Linked DNA regions of Homo sapiens: region 1 is linked to region 2. Evidence: read pairs that join two places in POLR2A ChIA-PET (ENCODE). Cell type or tissue: OCI-LY7. All regions are shown on one strand. Each heading gives the region's core, and the rest is flanking DNA. Links, peaks and the distances in the headings are about the cores only.

Region 1 (4,399 bases), core at 107-4,106, 90 kb after region 2:
TAGCTATAGTGTTTTATTTCTTTCTTCAAAAAAGGAAATGTGTAAAACAAATATAACAAACTGTGAACAACTAACTGTTCCATCTTGATGGTAGGCACGTGTTTACTGTATTATTTTCTGTGCTTTTCCCTATTGAAAAAATGTGTTCTTAAGAAATGTTTTAGGGCCATTTGCAGTGGCCCATAATCCCAGGGCTTTGGGAGGCCAAGGTGGGAGGATCACTTGAGGCCAGGAGTTCAAGTCTAGTCTGGGCAACATAGTGAGACACTTGACCCTTGTCTCTACAAAAAAAAAAAAAACAAAAACACCTTTAACCAGACATCCTAGCTGTTCAGGAAGCTGAGGCAGGAGTATCACTTGAGCCCAGGAGTTCAACATTACAGTGAGTCGTGATCAAACCACTGCACTCCAGCTTGGGTAACAGAGCAAGACCTTGTCTAAAAAAAAAAAAAAAAAAAAGTTTCAGCTCAATGCTAAAAATCTGGAGAAAACAAAATGATAAAGGCAATAATAACAATAACCTAACTAAAATAATAGAAATAACAACTATAAACATTTTTGATGTACATACCTCTCATCTTTTGTGTTTATTTATACATACAAGTGCAGTTTTAAAACAATTGAAGCCTGGGTGCAGTGGCTCACACCTGTAATCCCAACACTTTGGGAGGCCGAGACTGGTAAATCTTTTGAGGTCAGGAGTTCGAGACTAGCCTGACCAACAGGGTGAAACCCCCACTCTACTAAAAATACAAAAAAATTAGTCAGGTTTTGTGGCACATGCTTGTAGTCCCAGCTACTCAGGAGGCTGAGACAGGAGAATCGCTTGAACCCAGGAGGCAGAGGTTGCAGTGAGCTGAGATCATGCCACTGCACTCCAGCCTGCACGACAGAGCAAGACTCTGTCAAAACAAAACAAAACAAAACAAAACAAAACAAAACACACACACACACACACACACACAATTGGATAACTGTATTTTGTGATACTTAAGTCACCTGCTGGCAGCTGGGATAGATTGCCAGTGGCCTAGGTGTCAAACAGCAGGTTGATATAAATAAAACCATTCATACCCCTTTTATTATGGAAGCTCCTGGTTTATAAACTTGCTCTTTACAAAAGATCTGCTGTGTAGGGTGTAAATATTTAATTTAATCCACATCCACTTAGGCCTGCCTGGTGTTTGTTTTTCATTTATATTTCACTGTACTACAGAATGTCAAATTCATCTGCCAATTCTCTCCATTCAGTTAAGGGAGAAAAAAAGCAAAATTGTTTGTTGGTCTAGTATAGATATCAAATGTTGAGATGATCAACTACATTTTTCTTTTTTATCTACTTGGTTTAGAATTGTATACATGTCGTCCTTCCACCTTAATAATAGATTAGGGTATTTTTTTTCTCTCCACCCTTTCACTTTTCAGCCACCTCCTTCTTTTACTTTGGGTTCAAGCTCAAGAGTTGGTTAAAGTGAAAGTTGCAGTACTCCACCAGTAAAGAAATTGGGGCTTGGCATCCAGTATCTAGACAAGTCACCTGAAAGTCTAGAACTGCACTGCCCAATACAGTATCCACTAGTTGCATGTAGCTATTTAAGTTAAAATTCATTACAATTAAATAAAATTTAAAATTCACTTCTTTGGCCAAGCACAGTGGCTCATGCCGTAATCCCAGCACTTTGTGAGGCCAAAGTGGGAGGACTGCTTGCGCTCAGGAGTTGGAGACCAGTCTGGGTAACATGTTGAGACCACGCCCCTACAAAAATTAAAAAAGAAAAAAAAAATTTACTTTCTCAGTCACACAAGGCACAAGCAAGTGCTCAATAGTCCCATGTGACTAGTGGCTACTGTTTTGGTGCACAGATATGGAATATGTCTCCACCTTGGAAATCACGATCGGTAGTTCTGGTCTGTAATTACGTGGCAGCAGCTACAGTTATAGCTTTCCAAATTTCCCACCTGCCTCCCAGTTTTGAAAAAACTCTTGGCCGGGCACAGTGGCTCACGCCTGTAATCCCAGCACTTTGGGAGGCTGAGGTGGGCAGATCACCTGAGGTCAGGAGTTTGAGACCAGCCTGGCTAACACGGTGAAACCCTATCTCTACTAAAAATACAAAATTAGCTGGACATGGTGGCACATGCCTGTAATCCCAGCTACTTGGGAGGCTGAGGCAGGAGAATCGCTTGAACCCAGGAGGCGGAGGTTGCAGTGAGCTAGGGTCGCACCATTGCACTCCAGCCTGGGCCATAAGAGTGAAACTGTCACACACAAAAAAAAGAGGAGAGGGGAGGGGACGGGAGGGGAGGGGAGGGGAGGGGAGGGGAGGGGAGGGGAGGGGAGAGGAGAGGAGAGGAGAGGAGAGGAGAGGAGAGGAGGGGAGAGGCAAAACCCTTAGTGGCGCAACTCTGGATGAGGAAACTGGGTAATACATGAGTGTTGAAGACAGAGCTTTTCAGAGGCCTCTCTGCTTTTCCCTGGAGACTGTTCTTTCTGGTCAGCCACCCAAGCTGTCCTGGCCTACACCTCTGAGCTGTTATAAAATCTTTTACTTATTTTTCCATGACCCACCCAAATGAGAATGTTGTAACATCTTCAGATAAAGCCCTCACCATGAGACAGAAGTAGATCCACCCATCTAAGCTTCCTTTTATGTTTATTTGTGAAAGAGTTTAGAGGTTTGAGGCAAATGTCATAGAGAATGCAGTTTCATTCTTAAACTTCTAGTTACTGGATCTATGTGTTTCCTTCTTGGAAAGAAAATTAATGGTCAAGTAATAGATGTAGAGTATAGAGAGCAGGAAATTAGCCAATAGGCATTAAGTGACTACCTAAGGCCAGTGAGTGGTCCAGTTCAGAACGACTCCTACTTTTGTAGAGGACATGCTCTACTGAAAGACACAGCAAGGAGCTATATTGACACTTGCTAATCTTTGAATCAAGGAAAAGCAATTAGCAAATGAAATTTCTGGTGATATGTCTTTTTAAAACCCATGAGACTTCTCTTACAATTCTCCCCATGGTTTCTGTGATCTCACCTAGTGTACCATTATCGAATTTTTCATTAGTTTCATTCTCCCTCTAGATTTTTCCATTTGGCTTTTACTGAGGTGGGCTTTGTGGGTATTCTAGAATGACTCAGTACACCATTTAAACTTTAAATCACCACATTTTATTAGAACATCTATAAAGTATTTATTATTTCAATTAATAAAACTATGTCCTTTGGAATAATTGCCTTGGGTCATAAGTACAAAGTTAAAAACACTGAGCAAGTTATGTAAAACTATAAAAGCCTTTGGCAGATGATAAATGTGTGCTTTAGGCATTAAGCCATTTTAAATAATTATAAAGCAGCTTTCACAAAATAATCTCTTATGGAGAGGGCAGCTGAAGAATGATAGATGTTGGCCAAAACTCTCAAAGAAGCCACACTAGGGGCTTCCCCAGAATTGGAGTGAGGAGAAAGTTATGTAAACAAGAGTTGCCATGAAGAGGCCTCTGCTGTTTCTGTTCCCTCTTCCATTGGTGGAACTGGGAAACTGTAAGGAGACGTGCCCTGCCAGATCTCAGATGACTGCAGCGCTGCAGAGGGAGCAGGCAGTCACTAGGGTAACCAAATCTCAAACCATTGAAGTCTTTGGTAGACATGGTCAATACTTGAAATTCTCCTTAGAAGCAAAGAGGCAGCTTATTCGGGCCCCCTAAGACAACTTTAATCTTATACTTTCAGAGTTTCAGAGGTAAAGGATATAAATCTGTTTCATTTTAATTTAATTTTATGTCTTCTCCTGAATGCCAGGCAAATATTAGCATGGCGTGCTGTCATCATGAGCTTCTCTTAACTCACTAGGGGCTAATCATCATTCCCAGCTCCTCATCTTTGCCTCTTTGTAGTAGCAATAATGAGCTTGCAAGGGGATCTGGGAAGCCTCTTTGATTTAAGTTAGCCATGCAGAGTTACTAGTTACAATAGTATCAGTTGTTGAACATATTATTTAGGGTCAGACTGCCTGTATCATAGTCACATGCTTGTGAAAAAGCATATTCCTGGACTCCACTGATGACCCAGTGAGTCAGGATCTAGGATCTTTGGAAACAGGTGCCAGGAATCTGCATTTTAATAAGCTTTCCTTGTGATTCTTATATACATTAACATTTAAGATGGAATGGATGGAAGAGAAAAAAGAATTTTTTTCTATGCCTTTTGCTATGAAGAAACAAGATGAGTCAGAAATTCAGCTAAACCCCTGGGCCAGAATAGAGAAAAATGAACAATTGAGCAATAAAGTCAGGGCGAAAAGCAGAAGTAGAAGAATTTAAACACTGTAAGTACCTCCAAGGAGTCCAATGACTGGGCAAGTCCAGTGACTGAGAGCCCACATGCCTCCCATTTTTCAA
Region 2 (4,399 bases), core at 277-4,276:
TACATATTTAGCTGAAATAATCTGTATGTTTTCACAGAGCCATTTTTGGCCTGGTTCTTGATACTTAGGAATAATAAATTCATAACCTAGTCAACTGTAGAGAAGAGCTATATACGAACCCATGCTCTAACTCCTTATTGCATTTAGCGTCAAGAAATAAATCACATCTTCCTCTGCCAAGTTGGTTACAAGCTCCTTGAGAGCACAGATCTTTTTTTTTGAGACAGAGTTTTGCTCTGTCACCCAGGCTGGAGTGCAGTGGCGCGATCTCGGCTCACTGCAACCTCCGCCTCCCAGGTTCAAGCAATTCTCTGCCTCAGCCTCCCACGTAGCTGGGATTACAGGTGCCCACCACCACGCCCAGCTACTTTTTTGTATTTTTAGTAGAGACAGGGTTTCACCCTCTTGGCCAGGCTGGTCTTGAACTCCTGACCTCATGATCCACCTGCCTCGGCCTCCCAAAGTGCTGGGATTACAGGCATGAGCCACCGCGCCTGGCTGAGAGCACAGATCTTATCTGAATACGTACTGCATCACCAGTACCTAGCACAATGACTGACAGAAAGTAAACACAAGTAATTGGTTAATTAGTTAATTGACAAATTATCAACAGATAACCCTTCACATGCCTGTGCAGCTTCCACCGGGTGGATGTACACCAGCGTGTGCTCTGGACCATCCACTGATGTGTAGGAGGCACCATCTGCCGTGTACACCACCTGCTGTGGGGGGCGAACCTGGTCATCGGTATAGACAATCTGAGCCACTGTTCCTGTGTCCGGAACAAAGTGCACCTGGCATAAACAGGAGACAAAGAACAAAATCAGTATCAGGAAGGTAAGTGATCAACAAGCACACCTGGGTTTCTAAAAGATCCCCAATGACAGGAGAATGGGGATGGATACACCTTTGTCTACACCGAGGTGGTGACTAGGGGAGGATGCAAGGACCTTGTCATTGATTTACTGCTAAATGTTAGGCAACCGACTTAAATTCCCCTTTGCCTCAAATGGCCAATGCAGATAACTCTTTTGGGGAGTAATAAGGGCGTGGTTAATTGATCCTGGAAACGACACTGAAGATTCCTGCCTGACAACACTATCAGAATAAAACATACAAATTACTCTGTGGTGTGAAAAAATACGTCAAGACTCAAAAGCCAATTGCTGTCAACACATCATAAGAATTCTATTTTATAACTAATAGTGTCTTTCAGCAGACACATTAAAATAAGGTCACTTTTGGCTAGGCGTGGTGGTTCACACCTGTAATCCCAGCACTTTGGGAGGCCGAGGCAGGTGGATTACCTGAGGTCAGGAGTTCAGGACCAGCCTGGCCAACATGGTGAAACCCTGTCTCTACTAAAAAAATACAAAAATTAGCTGGGCATGGTGGGGGGCGCCTGTAATCCCAGCTACTCAGGAGGCTGAGACAGGAGAATTGCTTGAACCTGGGAGGCAGAGGTTGCAGTGAGCCGAGATCGCACCGTTGCACTCCAGCCTGGGTGAGAAGAGTGAAACTCCATCTCAAAAATAAAATAAAATAAAATCAGGTCACTTTCTTTCCTGCAAGTTGTTTCATACACAAAGGACATACTGGAGGCATATCAGTAAATGCTTGCTGAATCAATGAATGGAATAGAACTCTTCCTTGCCGGGTAGGTGAAGACACAGAAAATTCTAATAAAGTACTTTTAGGGGGTTCTGGACAACTATTTCAGCTGTCACCAGGGTAAATAATTTTCTCCCAAGACCTAAAGAACTAAAGCAGAAATGAAGTTTTGTAAAACACTTTCTGAGTGGTCAGCTTTGGAGGATTGAATTCTTGAAGGCCTGAGCTTGGCACATGGCCTGATGCCTGATATTGAAGGTCTGGAAGCAGATGGCCCAAGAACACATTTGGGAGAGAAATAATGTATGTGTTGCTATCGAAGTCACGCACTCTTAGGGTGGAATCCTTGCTCTTATACTGCCTTGGCTTTGGACCTAACTTTTTAATGTCAGTTTTCTCTAGTGAAGGATAGTAGATCCCCAAGATAATATAAACTAATTTAATCCCCAGAAGGAAACCTAAGAGACAAAATGTAATCAAACACCACAGAAATACAACAAACTTCCACCTCTACACGAAATGATTAGTCTGGCTTCTACATAAATTTGATTTGTCTGGAAGATAAAGTTTGTCTATTGGAAAAATTAGGCTCATATTTAAGCAGGCTTAATTGCTATAAGACAATTTTGTGACTTTCGATTTGTTCATTAACATCAAAGCCTTGAACTAGTTTCAGTGCTTAAGAAGGGAAAACATGTTTCCTCCAGACAAGCTATCCAAGCTTTTCTGCTTGGTCTTCATCATTCATTAAATCAGAATTCCCAGCTGGCGGAAGAACCAGTTGGGAGGAAGGAGTGCCACAGGGACCCTGACCTTGGCTATCTACTATCTGGTTACCCACAGACAGGGCCCTGGTCATGCAGTGTCACAACCAGATTTTCTTTTGTTTTGCTTTTTAATGAACTACAATTTTATTTATAAATAAGATATACCAAAATACATAGCTGCATGGAAATGACCTCAAAATGATTTCCAGGAGAAACAAAACAGAATTCTCATATACTCTGCTGAAACATCAGTGGAACTTTTTTAAGTAATCAGACTAAGACTTTATTTATTTTTATTTTTAGTGACAGGGTCTCATTCTGTCACCCAGGCTAGAGTGTAGTGGTGCAGTCATGGTTCACTGCAGCCTCCACCTCCTAGAGACATGACCGCACCACTATAGGCATGCACCACCATGTCCGGCTAATTTTTCTTTTTTTTTTTTTTTGGTAGAGTCAGGGCCTCACTTTGTTGCCCAGGCTGGTCCTAAACTCCTGGACTGAATCGAGCCTCCTGCCTTGCCCTCCCAAACTGCTGGGAATGGCATGAACCACCATATTTGGTCCATACTGAGACTTTTTAATCATACCAGATAACCAATTTTATTTATTGTATATTTATTATATTGCTTAAATTAAATAGAATCTGCATACTTAAATGTTTCAATGTAACTTCTTGATTTTGATACTGGTACTATGGTTATGTAATTTAATGAAACATTACACGTGTATGTTTACTACAATGTTTAAAAATTAAGTTTTATACTTTGGTCACACATAAAACATGGCTCCATATGACTGCTAATCATCCCAAATTCAATTCCATACCAAAAATGCAGAGATTTGCCTTCGCTAAGAACAGCCAAAATAACATGTGGTTGGTTCTAGCAGCAATCTGAAAGGCAAAGGTCATCGATGACAGCAGCATTTGGTCAAGTGACTAACCTCTAAAGTGGCTGACTCATAATGGAACAACTTTGACTTAGAGGTTTACATTCTGAATTTAAAAAGAAAAGAAAAGGCCACTCACTTTATAGACATACCTGTACTCATTACACACAAAGGACCAAACTACTATGGATAACGTAAAAGAAACAAACTATAGTTTGAGGTTTTCAGCAGCAATAACATAAATAAAGCGGGGTAGTAAAACAGATTATGACAGTAAATTGCAGACAAGGCGGAGAAGCCTATAGCTGGTGGTCTAGCTCTCCTAACTCACGGTGAGCCACATCGATGGAGCATTCAAGGGGCCAAAACAGTCCCTATTCCTTGTGTACGAGTTCTTCATGTCGGCTCCTAACGACTAGTCACTACTAGATAGCAGCTGTATTTCTTTGCTGTCAGCAAACTGAGTCCAGCTGAAAACCTCTCAATACCAAGCTGGAAAAGACCAGTCTTCACCTGTGCGGCATTCTGTTCATGCTCTGCAGATGTCGGCCACACATGCGAGCTTTCATCTTTGGAATCCATCTTCTCCCAACTGGACAGCTCCACGTCTGGCACACCTAGAGCAGCACAGGGTACAGGACAGTCATCTGTCTACCACACGTGTGTTCATGAAGGACGGAAAGGTCTGTCTGCAGCATGCCTGAGAAAACACAGAAAAGGAACCAAGACTTTCAGTAGATAAATACATTTTAATATATTATAATTTCAACCACAAATAATAAAAGAAAGCTTTGTCAAAAAGCAACACGCCTGGGCAAAAAAATGTAAAAATGAAGACATTATTTGTAATAATAGTATAGGCCAGGTACAGTGACTCACACCTGTAATCGCAGCTCTTTGGGGTTTTTTTGGGGGGGTGAGGGGAGTTGTTTTTGTTTTTGAGATGGAGTCTCGCTCTGTTGCCCAGGCTGGAGTGCAGTGGCACAATCTAGGCTCACTGCAACCTCCGCCTCCTAGGTTTAAGCGATTCTCCTGCCTCAGCCTCCTGAGTAGCTGGGACTACGGGCACGAGCAACCATGCCCAGCTAATTTTTTATATTTTTAGTAGAGATGTGTTTTCACCATGTTGGCCA

What was found. Peaks named below come from ENCODE experiments on the same cell type or tissue, not always from the same donor. Only the 100,000 strongest peaks of a DNase experiment are listed, where the experiment ranks them.
Region 1: POLR2A ChIA-PET joins it to region 2 with 6 read pairs; 2 of 35 experiments call an interaction of 5 or more read pairs at or near these places.

Annotation. Positions count from the first base shown.
Region 1 is chr11:130,046,965-130,051,363 of GRCh38, forward strand. No RefSeq gene overlaps it. Among named protein-coding and RNA genes, the nearest start is that of APLP2, 21 kb to the right of the region's middle. RefSeq lists a silencer at 2,456-2,656. In OCI-LY7, for the core only: no CTCF peak of the experiment used is centred there; no DNase peak of the experiment used is centred there.
Region 2 is chr11:129,957,117-129,961,515 of GRCh38, forward strand. PRDM10 (PR/SET domain 10) reads right to left here. Exons shown (of 21, transcript NM_199437.2): 2 at 3,780-3,966; 3 at 630-794. The coding sequence starts at 3,848. Among named protein-coding and RNA genes, the nearest start is that of PRDM10-DT, 43 kb to the right of the region's middle. In OCI-LY7, for the core only: no CTCF peak of the experiment used is centred there; DNase peaks (open chromatin) are centred at 735, 2,765, 3,317 and 3,825; H3K4me3 peaks cover 928 bases; H3K27ac peaks cover 3,642 bases.